2 separate regions of the Homo sapiens genome follow, and region 1 is linked to region 2. A link is a contact called in ENCODE Hi-C or POLR2A ChIA-PET data. All regions are on one chromosome and are shown on one strand. Each heading gives the region's core, a stretch centred on a gene start or an enhancer-like site at or near the end of the contact. The rest is flanking DNA. Distances are from core to core; before and after follow the strand shown. Region 1 has its middle 83 kb from the start of PRRC2C. Region 2 has its middle 48 kb from the start of PRRC2C.

Region 1 (6,048 bases), core at 1,224-3,723, 35 kb after region 2:
TGTATTTGAATGTCTAGATCTCTAGCAGGGCCAAGGAAGCTTTTTTTTCATTATTATTCCCTCAAATATGTCTTCCAAACTTTTAGATTTCTCTTCTTCCTCAGGAACACAAATTATTCTTATGTTTGCTCATTTAATAGAATCTCAAATTTCTTGGAAACTTTGTTCATTTTTTTAAAATTCATTTTGTCTTTGTCTTTGTCTCATTGGGTTAATTTGAAAGCCTTGTCTTTAAGCTCTGAAGTTCTTTTTTCTACTTGTTCTAGTCTATTGTTGAAACTTTCCAGTGTATTTGGTATTTCTCTAAGTGTGTCTTTCATTTCCAGAAGTTGTGAGTGTTTTTTCTTTATGATATCTATTTTTCTGGAGAATTTTTAATCCATATCCTGTATTGTTTTTAAAATGTCTTTAAGTTGGTTTTCACCTTTCTGTGGGTGGCAAGCCACCCAGGTGCCAGCCAAAGCAAGAGACCGAGGGTACAAGCTGTTCCAGTATAATAAAGAAAATATATAGAATAAGAATAGTTATACTAGAAATAGATTATGGATATGATTACATATGAATGTTATTAATCATTAGTAGCTTTATTCTTTATTCCAATATTATAATAATCTTTGTTCTACAATTATAACCTAGGAAAAACCAGGCCATACAGAGATAGGAACTGAAGGGACACAGAAGTGACCGGAAGACAAGAGTATGAGCCATCTGTCATGCCCAGACAGGGTCACTAGAGGGCTCCTTGTTCTAGTGGTAATGCCAGTGCCTTGGAAGGCACCCGTTACTTAGCCGACCGGGAAAGGGAGTCTTTCTTTCCCCCAGGGGAGTTAGAGAAGACTCTGCTGCACCACCTCTTGTGGAAGGCCTGACAACAGTCAGTCTCACCCTCAGCCATCCGGAGTCCTAACCGTTTCCCTGTGATGCTGTGGTTCAGCGGTCACGCTCCTGGTCCACTTTCATGTTCCGCCTTGTACACCTGGCTCTGCCTTCTAGATAGCAGTAGCAGAATTAGTGAAAGTACTAAAGTCTTTGAAATGCGTGGAAGAAATAATGACATAAGCCGTCCCCTCTCTTTCTCCGCCTTGGCTACTAAACAGGGAAGGGACACCCCCCCACCCCCGGGTCCGGTGGACACGTGACTCGTGTGATCTTACTTATCATTGGAGATGGCTCACACTCCTTACCCTGCCCTCTTGCTTTGTATCCAGTAAATAACAGCACAGCCAGGCATTCGCGGGCACTACTGGTCTCCGCGTCTAGGTGGTAGTGGTCCCCCGGGCCCAGCTGTCTTTTCTTCTATCTCTTTGTCTTGTGTCTTTATTTCTACGATCCCTTGTCTCCTCACATGAGGAGAAAAACCCACAGGCCCAGTAGGACTGGACCCTACACTTTCTCTGGTAACTCCTTGAGTAGCTTAATAATCAACCTTCTGAATTCTTTATCTGGCAATTCAGAGGTTTCCTCTTGGTTTGGTTCCATTGCTAGAGAGCTAGTGTGATCTTTTAGGGGTGTCAAAGAACCTTGTTTTTTCATATTACCAGAATCACTTTTCTTGTTCCTTCTCATTTGGGAGGATTATTTCAGGTGAAAAATCTGGAACTCAAGGGCTGCTGTTCAGGTTCTTTTGTTCCACCAGGTGATCCCTTGCTGTGGTGTTCTCTCCCTTCTCCTGGGATGGGGGCTTCCTGAGAGTTGGGCTGCAATGATTGTTACTGCCACCCAGCAGAGCTACTGGGCTCTGGGCTAGTACTGGGGATTGTCTGCAAAGAGTCCTGTGATGTGATCTGTCCTTTGGTCTCCCAGCTGTGGATACCCAGTGAAGGTGGCAGGGGAGTGAAGTGGACTCTGTGGGAATTGTTGGTTGTACTTTTGTTTAGTGCACTGTTTTTCTAGAATGCTGGTAATCCTAGCAGTGAAGTTGTCATGTGGAAGGATTCAGGAACCTCTGGTTAGCCATGTTGTAGGGAGTGGAATTAGCTGTTGTTTTCTCCTTCTTTGGAGCAGAGTTGTTTTCTTATGAGTTGCTATAATGGCTTAAGTTGGGTGACCTCCAGCTAGGAAGTGGTGCTTTCAAGAGAGCACCAGCTGTGGTAGAAGGGGGATATAAGCTTGCCCTATGTTGGTCAGGATAAGTATTCAGGCTTCTCAGGTGATGGGCAAGGCCACAGAGCTCCCACGAATTTATGTCTTTTGTCTTCAGCTATCAGGGCAGGTAGAGAAAAACTATCAGATGGGGGCAGGGTTAGATGGATCTGAGCTCAGACTCTTCTCTGGGGCTTGCTGAGGCCACTGTCCGGTATGGGGAGTGTGGTTCTCAGGCCAATGGAATTATGTTCCCAGGGGGATTATGGCTGCCTCTGCTGTGTCATCCAGGTTGCCAGGGAAGTGGAGAAAGCCAGCGGTGGTTAGCCTCCTCCAGCTTCCACGCAGCCAGCAAGGCCGTCTCATTCCTGCTGTGCCCTGCCAACACCACCGAGTTTATATTCAGGCAGCTGGCATGCGGGGCTGAGCTCTTGCCCCAGGCCGTAAGCTTCCCTGCTGAGAAGGGTAGCAGAACTTTCAGGCCTTGCCCCTCCCTGTCTGCCTACACCTTTGGCTGTAGCTTCTGAGCTGCTATCTGCACTTCCTGTTCACCCCCTGAGTTCTGCTCACAAAAATTCGTGCTGGGTCAAAATTATTACAAAGTTCAGCTAGAAGCTTCTTTCACCCTTTGACCCTTCCCTAATTCCTCTGGCTGCCTTCCCCAAGGACCCCTGTGAGATTAAGTCAGGGACGGTTTCCTTGGGCTCAAGTTGGGGACTGGGAGTGCCTACAAGGCTCTTCCCACTGCTTTTTCTACTTTTCATATTTTGCTCAGCTCCCTAAATCTGTTTTAGCTCTAGGTAAGGTTAAATTCTTCTCCTGTGATCTGGATTTTCAGGTTCCCCAGTGTTTGGGGATGTGTGTTTGGAGGCAGGCTTTCCCCGACCTCACACGTTGGGAACTCACAGTTTTTCTACTATCTCATAGAGTTTGCAACAGCAAACTGCTTCTTTCAGAGGGTCTGTGAATTCTTTCAGTTTTCCTGATATGTTCCTGCAGTGGTACTTGAGCAAAATTTCACGATATGAGTCTCTACAAGCTGTTCTGTTCATCCAAGTGGGAGCTACACATTAGACCTGTCTCCTATTTGCCATTTTCTTTCTCACTGCACCCTCTTAGAGTTTTTTCCTTTTTTTTTTTTTTTTTTTGAGACAGAGTCTCCCTCTGTCATCCAGGCTGGAATGCAGTGGCATGATCTTGGCTCACTGCAACCTTCACCTCCCAGGTTCAAGTGATTCTCATGCCTCAGCCTCCTGAGTAGCTGGGATTACAGGCACCCGTCACCACGCCCAGCTATTTTTTTTTTTGTATTTTTAGTAGAGACAGGTTTCACCATGTTGGCCAGGCTAGTCTCAAACTCCTAACCTCAAGTTTCCTAGAGTGCTGGAATTATAGGCATGAGCCACTGCCCCTGGACTACATTTTTAAAGACTTGTTTTGTGGCCTAACATATCTATTCTGGAATATGTTCTGTGTGTATACTTGAGAGGAATGTGTATTTTAGTGGGGTTGGATATATTGTCCTATATATGTCATTCAGGTCCATTTGGTCTAAAACAAGCTTGTCCAACCCATGGCCCATGGGCTACATGCGGCCCAGGATGGCTTTGAATGTGACCCAACACAAATTCGTAAACTTTCTCAAAACATTATGAGATTTTTTTTTCTTTTAGCTTATCAGCTATTGTTAGTGTATTTTATATGTGGCTCAAGACAATTCTTCTTCTTCCAATGTTGCCCAAGGAAGCCAAAAGATTGGACACCCATGGTCTAATGTGTAGTTCAAGTCCAATGTTTCCTTATTGATTTTTTGTCTGGATGATCTGTTCATTATTGAAAATAGGGTTTGAAATTCTCCTGCTATTATCATATTGCAATCTGTCTTTCTCTTCAGATCTGTTAATATTTGCTTCATATATTTAGGAGCTCCAGTGTTGGGGGTGTATATATTTACAGTTGTTATATCCTTCTCTCTAAATGTCTGAAATAAAGTTGTCATATCCTTTTGATTACTTGACCCCTTTATCACTATATAATGACAATTTTTATCCATTTTTACAGTTTTTTTACTTAAGATCTATTTTGTCTGTTATAAATATTGCCACTCCTGCTCTCTTTTGTTTTCCATTTACATTAAATATCTGTTTCTATGTCTTTGCTTTTAGTCTAAATGTGTCTTTATGATTGAATTATATAGGCAGCATATGGTTGAACTTTTTTTTTTTTTTTTTTTTTTGAGACAGAGTCTCGTTCTGTCGCCCAGGCGGGAGTGCTGTGGCGCGATCTCCGCTCACTGCAAGCTCCGCCTTCCGGGTTCACGCCATTCTCCTGCCTCAGCCTCCCGAGTAGCTGGGACTACAGGCGCCCGCCACTGCGCCCGGCTAATTTTTTGTATTTTTAGTAGAGACGGGGTTTCACCGTGGTCTCGATCTCCTGACCTCGTGATCCGCCCGCCTCGGCCTCCCAAAGTGCTGGGATTACAGGCGTGAGCCACCGTGCCCGGCCAGAACTTTTTTTTTAAGGCATTCTCTTTTGACTGGAGAATTTAATCCATTTACATTTTTTTTTTTTTTTTTTTTGAGACAGAGTTTCACTCTTGTTGCCCGGGCTGGAGTGCAATGGCACCATCTCGGCTCACCACAACCTCCGCCTCCCTGGTTCAAGCAATTCTCCTGCCTCAGCCTCCCAAGTAGCTGGGATTACAGGCATGTGCCTCCATGCATGGCTAATTTTGTATTTTTTGTAGAGATGGGGTTTCTCCATGTTGGTCAGGCTGGTCTCGAACTCCCGACCTCAAGTGATCCGCCTGACTTGGCCTCCCAAAGTGCTGGGATCACAGGCATGAGCCATCGCACCGAGCAATCCATTTACATTTAAAGTAATTTTTGACAGGTAAGAAATTATGATTGCCATTTTGTTAATTGTTTACTGACTGTTTTGTAGTTCCTTTCTTCCAATCTTGCTGTCTTCCTTTGTGATTCGTTGAATTTTTGTAGTGGTACGCTTTGATTTCTTTTTCTTTATCTTTTGTGTATCTACTAGAGATTTTTTCTTTGTGGTTACTATGGGGCTTACATAAAGTATCTTATAGTTATAACATTCTAATTTAAGTTAATAACAGCTTAACTTCAAGCACATACAAAAACTGTATACTTTTACTTCTCCCTTATCCCATTTTATGCTATTGAAGTTACACTTTACATCTTTTATAGTATATTTTCATTAACAAACTGTGGTAGCTATATGTTTTTAATTAATTATTTTATTTTTTATAGCGATAGAGTCTTGTTATGTTGTCTACACTGGTTTCAAATTTCTGAACTCAAGTGATCCTCCTACCTCAGCCTCCCAAGTAGCTGGGACAGGTGCATGACACTGCACCTGGCATATAGTTATTTTAAATACTTTTAATTCCTGCTTTTAAATGCAACTTTACATGGACTGCTACTATACACAGCCTGTAATCCAGTTTGCCTGAATTTTCTCCCATCTCCTGAGAAGCATCGTAAGGCACCTGTACCTAACACAGTTTGAGAACTTCTGATCTGGTTTAAATCTGTCATGTACAAATGTGAAAGTTGAGGTTCAGAGAAGGGTAATGACTTTTCTAAAGTTACTCAGATTTTTAGTGGCCAAGTTGTGGCTAAGAACTTGAAAGTTTAGAAAATGGCAATTCCCTTCTTCTAGTTGTCCTGGTCATAAATCTTGAACTAATCCTGGAGTCTTCTCTTTCCTTCACTCCTCATTTCTTGCTGTCCATTATCAACTGCCCTTTAAAAATACATTTAGAATCAGACAATCTCTCCTTTCTACTATGCTACAACTTTGATCCCAGTTACCATCATTTCTCTACTGCAATAGCATCCTGAATCATCCTCTGCTTTTCTCATTTTCTCCCTTCCTCCTTACCTCCTGTACTGGCTTTATTCAACACTGCAACCGGAGTGATCCTTTTAAAAATACCAC
Region 2 (5,918 bases), core at 867-3,366:
GGTGATCCACCTGCCTCATCCTCTCAAAGTGCTAGGATTACGGGCGTGAGCCACCGTGCCTGGCCTACTATACCATTTTATAGGAAGGACTTGAACACTGATACGGTTTGGCTCTGCATCCCCACCAAAATCTCATCTTGAATTGTATTCCCATAATTCCCATGTGTTGTGGGAGGGACCTGGTGGGAGATAATTTGAATCATGGGGACGGTTTCCCCCATACTGTTCTCATGGTAGTGAATAAGTCTTATGAAATCTAATGGTTTTATCATGGTTTTTGCATCTTCCTCATTCCATACTGTTCTCATGGTAGTGAATAAGTCTCACGAGAGCTGGTGATTTTATCATGGTTTTGCATCTTCCTCATTTTTCTCTTGCTGCCACCATGTAAGAAGTGCCTTTCGCCTCCCACCATGATTCTGAGGCCTCCCTAGCCATGTTGAACTGTAAGTTCAATTAAACCTCTTTTTCTACCCAGTCTTGGGTTTGTCTTTATCAGTAGCATGAAAACTGACTAATACCAACATCCATGGATTTTGGTATGGATGTTCAAGTCCCTCATATAAAATGAGGTCCAGAAACCAATCCCCCATGGATACCAAGGGATAACTCTGTGACATATAAAGATTCAGGATTTGGCTGTCAAGTTCAACCATGCCAACTCTCAACATTTCTGTGCTCCAGCTACCCCAGATTATTCCCCCCCTACTTTTCTCATGCTGTTTCCTCACTTGGAATTCCTTTCTCTTCTTATCCACCCATAAAAATGCTACTTATTAGCTGAGTATGGTGGTGCACACCTGTCGTCCCAGATCAGATACCCAGTAGGCTAAGGCAGAAAAATCTCTTGAGCTCAGCAATTCAAGGCCAGCCTGGGCAATATAGTGAGAACCCAGCTCTGGAAAAAAAAAAAAAAAGCTTATATTTCATACAGTTTTGTGAGAACTTCTCTGATTCTCCTATTTCCTCTAACATTCCATGAGCACTTCAAATGTAGCTCTAACTTGGCACATTCTTCCTGCTGCTTTGTTTTTGTTTGTCGTTTTTTTCCAAAAGCAAAGATGATGGCATGATTGCTGTCTGCATTAAATACTGCAATTATGATCTTAGTGAACAGGAAAAATAGAAATTCAAGCACCTATATTTTTGAACAACACACTCCACACAATACTTTTACCATTGCTATATTGGTTAGTAGATGGAAAAACTGAATATTGGGGAAAATTGTCCTGGCAATCTTGGGCAAGTACAGGACCCTGCTGGCTATAGACCACTGTACCTGTTTAAAAGTTCCTATCAAAGAGACTTGCTGGTTTCATTGAGGCTAAGGGGTGATTTACAGAGACTTTAGGAAATTAATGGACCACAAAAATTCAGAAACCAAAAGAGGCAACCTAGCAGGAGACGAGCAAACAGGACCCGATAGTGTCCCTGAGGGCTCTGTCCACTTGAGTAAATTATATCTTATTCTTATTTCCACGGGTTACCTTCCAATCACCAAGCTTTGCTCTATAGGACTGTGTTCTCCTGAGGAGGTGCCTCTTTCTACTTTGCACAGAGAGGCTGAGTAAGTTCCAGCTGCCCCTGTAAGCAGAACAGGTTTCATTCCTTTTCCCAGGCTCCCCCATCAGCTCACTCTTCTTCTATGATGAGGAGTGGGTGAGGGGATTATGGGGAGGCAGGCACTGTTCCTTCTATATTTCTCCTCCCTGGGATATGCAGTTAAAATCCTTTCCACCTTTCTTGACTACATGAAGAATTTCCTATGTGGAATTCCCACCTATAATCATCTTATGTAGTTCTGACAACCACTTGGTGGTATTCTTACTCTCATTTTATAAACTCATGGTAAGTTATGCTGAGAAAATGGAGCCAGCAAGAATTGACTAATCATTCTGGAATTTTGGATGAAATGAGAAAAAGTTTGAGGTGCAAAGTCAGAGGCCTTTTTTTTGAAGGAGAGACTTGAACTTGTTTAGAGGACAGTAGTTCTCAAACTTGAGTATGTATCAGAATCACCTAGAGAGCTTATTAGGCCTTAGTCAGCTGGGCTGCATGCCCGGAGTTTCTGATTCACTAGATCCGGGGTGGGGCAGGAAAATTTGCCTTTCTAACACATTCCCACATGATGCTGATGCTGTTGAGACCTCACTCTGAGAATCTGTTATAGGCTAAGTCAAGGAAGGCAAAATATGGCTGACTGCCTGTTTTTGTATCACTCCTGAACTAAGAATGGATTTTACATTTTACATCTTTGAAAACAATATTTTGTTCATGTGAAATATGAAATTAAAATTTCATTGTCCATAAAGTTTTATTGGAACACAGCCACACATTTATTATATATTGTCGATTGTTTTCATGTTGTAACAGCAGAGTTGAATAGTTGTGACAGAGATAGTAAGGCCTACTAATACAGTTTAGATATTTGTCCCCTCCAAATCTCATGTTGAAATATAATCCCCATGTTGGAGGTGGGGCCTGGTGGGAGGTGACTGGGAAATGGAGGATCTTTCATGAATGGTTTAGCACCATCCTTTTGGTGATACGTTAGCTCTTACTCAGTTCACTTGAAATGTGATTGTTTAGGCTGGGCACGGTAGCTCACGCCTGTAATCCCAGCATTTTGGGAGGCTGAGGCGGGCGGATCACCTGAGGTCAGGAGTTCAAGACCAGCCTGGCCACATGGTGAAACCCTGTCTCTACTAAAAATACAAAAATTAGCTGGGCATGGTGGCATGTGCCTGTAATCCCAGCTACTCAGGAGGATGAGGTAGGAGAATTGCTTAAACCTGGGAGATGGAGGTTGCAGTCAACTGAGATCGAGATTGTGCCTGGTGATAGTGCCTGGGATCACTCCAGCCTGGGTGACAGAGCAGGACTCCATCTCGTCTCAAAAAAGAAAAAAAAAAGTGTGGTTGTTTAAAAGAGTGTGACAGGCTGGGCACAATGGCTCATGCCTATAATCCTAGCATTTTGGGAGGCTGAGGTGGAAGAATTGTTTGAGCCTAAAAGTTTGAGACTAACCTGGGGCAATATGGTGAGACCCCATCTCTACAAAAAAATCAAAAACATTTGCTAGATGTGGTGGCTCAAGCCTGTAGTTCCAGCTACTCAGAGAGGTAGAAGGATTGCTTGAGCACAGGAAGTTGAGGCTGCAGTGAGCCCTTGATGGCACCACTGTATTCCAGCCTCGGTGACAGATGGAGACCCTGTCTCCAAGTAAATAAATAAATAAAATAAAAAAGTATGATGCCTCCTCATTCACTCTCTTGCTGCCACTCTCACCATGTGACATGCCTGCTCCAGCTTTGCCTCCCACCATAAGTAAGAGCTCCTTGAGGCTTTACCAGAAGCACGATGCTTGTTGTACAGCCTGCAGAACAGTGAGCCAATTAAAGCTCTTTTATTTAAGTTACCCAGCCTCCAAAATTTCTTTATAGTGCCCAATTTCTTTATAGTGGCAAAAATTTCTTTATAGTAAAAACAACCTGACACACCTACAAAGCCTAAAATATTAACTATGTGATACTTCACAGAAAAAGTTTGACATCCCCCAAGGAATGCAGTTAAGAAAGAGGAATATCTTCTTCTCTAAAATTGGAGATAAGTTGGTGAGAATTAGGGAGAATCTAGGTAAAATTATAGGTATGTGACTTGGTTGAAATTTGATGAAGGTCACTTGATAGAAGTGAAAAGAGAGGGGAGTTGATAAAATTGGCTAAGGTTTAGATTAATCTTTAAAGCGGAATAGGAGAAATTGCTAAAAGACCTCATTGAGGTTGAGGGTTGTTAATTTTTAGCGGTACATTTGCATAATGATTATCATTTTATTCAATTGTGCTTATTGTCCCAATGTAAGAGTAGAGAAGGCAATTGTAGAATTGACCCAGAACTTAAAGATAGGTATGCCTTGGAATCAAGGCTGTTCATGAAAAAATTGTGCATATGATCCACTATATAAGAGTATCCTGTGTTCAGAAGGAAAAGAGGTTGGGAGAAGATTGGGAGAAATGAAAGAATAAGAAGTAGAAGAACAGTCTTGTGAGAGTCAAAAGGACTGTCTAGTGGGTGCTTGAAAGATGAGAGTCCTTGTCAGAGGATGAGTTATTATAGTTTGGAATATAATTAATGGATTAATAAAGTAATTCCAGATGATGACATGGTTCAGAAATGATCACAAGAATGAGTAGCTGAATGAAGGAGAAATGGTAATTAGTGAAGTTGCAGGCATCAAGAAACTAGGAAGCTAAAGTGTTAGAAGCGTTATCCACTGAACATTGAAAACTACCAAGTATTCCAAGAATGCAAGCATGTAAAATATACAGATGTCAGAGAAAGAATAACTCTCAAAAGGACAGTGACACTTCAAGGAGAGTGAAGGCCTGGAAGTGCTATTAGGAGTGAGGAAAATCTTAACCTCACTTACCCAGCTTTAGGTATATAGGATGGGGAAAAAAACATTAACGAGACTATAGGGGAAATGTTCTTGAGTCGAAGCTGAGTCTTAATCATGACTAGGAATTCAGGTAGTATTCTATGAGTTTGGGATGCAAAGAGGGTACAGGTATAGGAGGGAAGGAATAATAAGGCAATATGGGAACGAGGGTATTGGGAAAAATCCGTTTTTGTTCCTGGTCATTTATGCCAACTCTGTAATATCTGGTGTGGTTGAACAATTATAATGGCCCCATGTGGGATGGCCCTAAGTCTCAAGATGGAGTCAGATGGTGAGGTCTGGATGCTGAGGCTAGTGCAGTTAAAGGACTTAGATTGAGAGTTGTGGACCTTATCTCGTAGGAGTTTTAGGCTGATGCAGGCTGAAGCCTGGTAAGTGAGGATTTCATAGTGAAGAATTTCCTTAATTACTCAATTGACAAATGATTATTAAATAACTAGTTATGTTTCAGGCAATGTAAGATACTTAATGAACACAGAAATGAATTAATACAGGATTGCTGTCTTTGTGTATGTAAAAAGTTTAGTGTAAGAGTATGATAAATGAACACAATGTAATATTAACTTTTTTTCTGTTAAAATTTACTTATTTGTTCATTTATTTATTAATTTTTGAGACAGGGTCTCACTTTGTCACCCAGGCTGGAGTGCAGTGGCATGATCTCGGCTCACTGCAGCCTTGACCTCCCAGGCTCAAACCATCCTTTTGCCTCAGCTTCTGGAATAGCTGAGACAACAGGTGTGTGCCACCACACCTGGCTAATTTTTGTATTTTTTGTAGAGACAGGACGGGGTTGGGCCGTGCAATCTGCCTGCCTCGGTCTCCAAGAGTGTTGAGATTACAGGTGTGAGTCACTGTTCCTGGCAAAATTTACTTTTTAATATCATTTTATATTATTTGCCTGCACTGTGAAAAACAGCAGACAGAACAATGTAGAATTAAAAGTGTAGTGGAGGGACACGTGTGAGTTAATGGGAGGAGTACACACCCCATTTGAAATAAAGGAAAGCTTCCTGTTTGAGGTCTTCATTGAAACTTAAGAGATGATTTGGATTTAGGCCAAGCTGGGTAGAATGGAGGTGCTGAGAGTTCAGGAAGAGGAAATGGGAGATTGTAAGCAAAATGAAAGTGTAAATGTCTAGAGTTTTCAGGGAATGGGCATATTTACAAATTTGTTTAGAATGTTGGGGTGGAATGTCTTATGGCTGGAAGAGTTCAGAAATGAGACAGGCGCTCTAAAAGCGAAGTTTGGTCTTTTTTCATGAGGGTTTTGGTGAGTCACTGAGAATTTTTAAGCCAGGAAATGACATGATGAAATTACTTTTTTTTTTTTTGAGACAGAGTCTTTCTGTATCACCCAGACTGGAGTGCAGTGGCGTAATCTTGGCTAACTGTAACCTCCACCTCCTCGGTTCAAGCAATTCTCGTTCCTCAGCCTCTGGAGTAACTGGGAATACAG

What was found. Hi-C counts contacts between places; a loop is a spot of excess contacts on that map. ChIA-PET counts read pairs that join two places held with the same protein, here RNA polymerase II (POLR2A). Pooled maps may share reads with other maps.
Region 1: a pooled map shows a loop between it and region 2 (4-fold over the local background). The contact joins two enhancer-like sites. A Hi-C loop is called at or near these places in 1 of 168 maps with a recorded cell type or tissue (MCF 10A) and 2 of 50 pooled maps. POLR2A ChIA-PET finds 5 or more read pairs at or near these places in 7 of 52 experiments (AG04449, BJ, Panc1 and 4 more).

Annotation. Positions count from the first base shown.
Region 1 is chr1:171,399,981-171,406,028 of GRCh38, reverse strand. No RefSeq gene overlaps it. Among named protein-coding and RNA genes, the nearest start is that of PRRC2C, 83 kb to the left of the region's middle. RefSeq lists silencers at 665-804, 625-919. Within about 2 kb of position 2,473, at least 3 of the 41 ENCODE cell types and tissues checked have a DNase peak (open chromatin) inside an H3K27ac peak, as active enhancers do.
Region 2 is chr1:171,434,794-171,440,711 of GRCh38, reverse strand. No RefSeq gene overlaps it. Among named protein-coding and RNA genes, the nearest start is that of PRRC2C, 48 kb to the left of the region's middle. Within about 2 kb of position 2,116, at least 3 of the 41 ENCODE cell types and tissues checked have a DNase peak (open chromatin) inside an H3K27ac peak, as active enhancers do.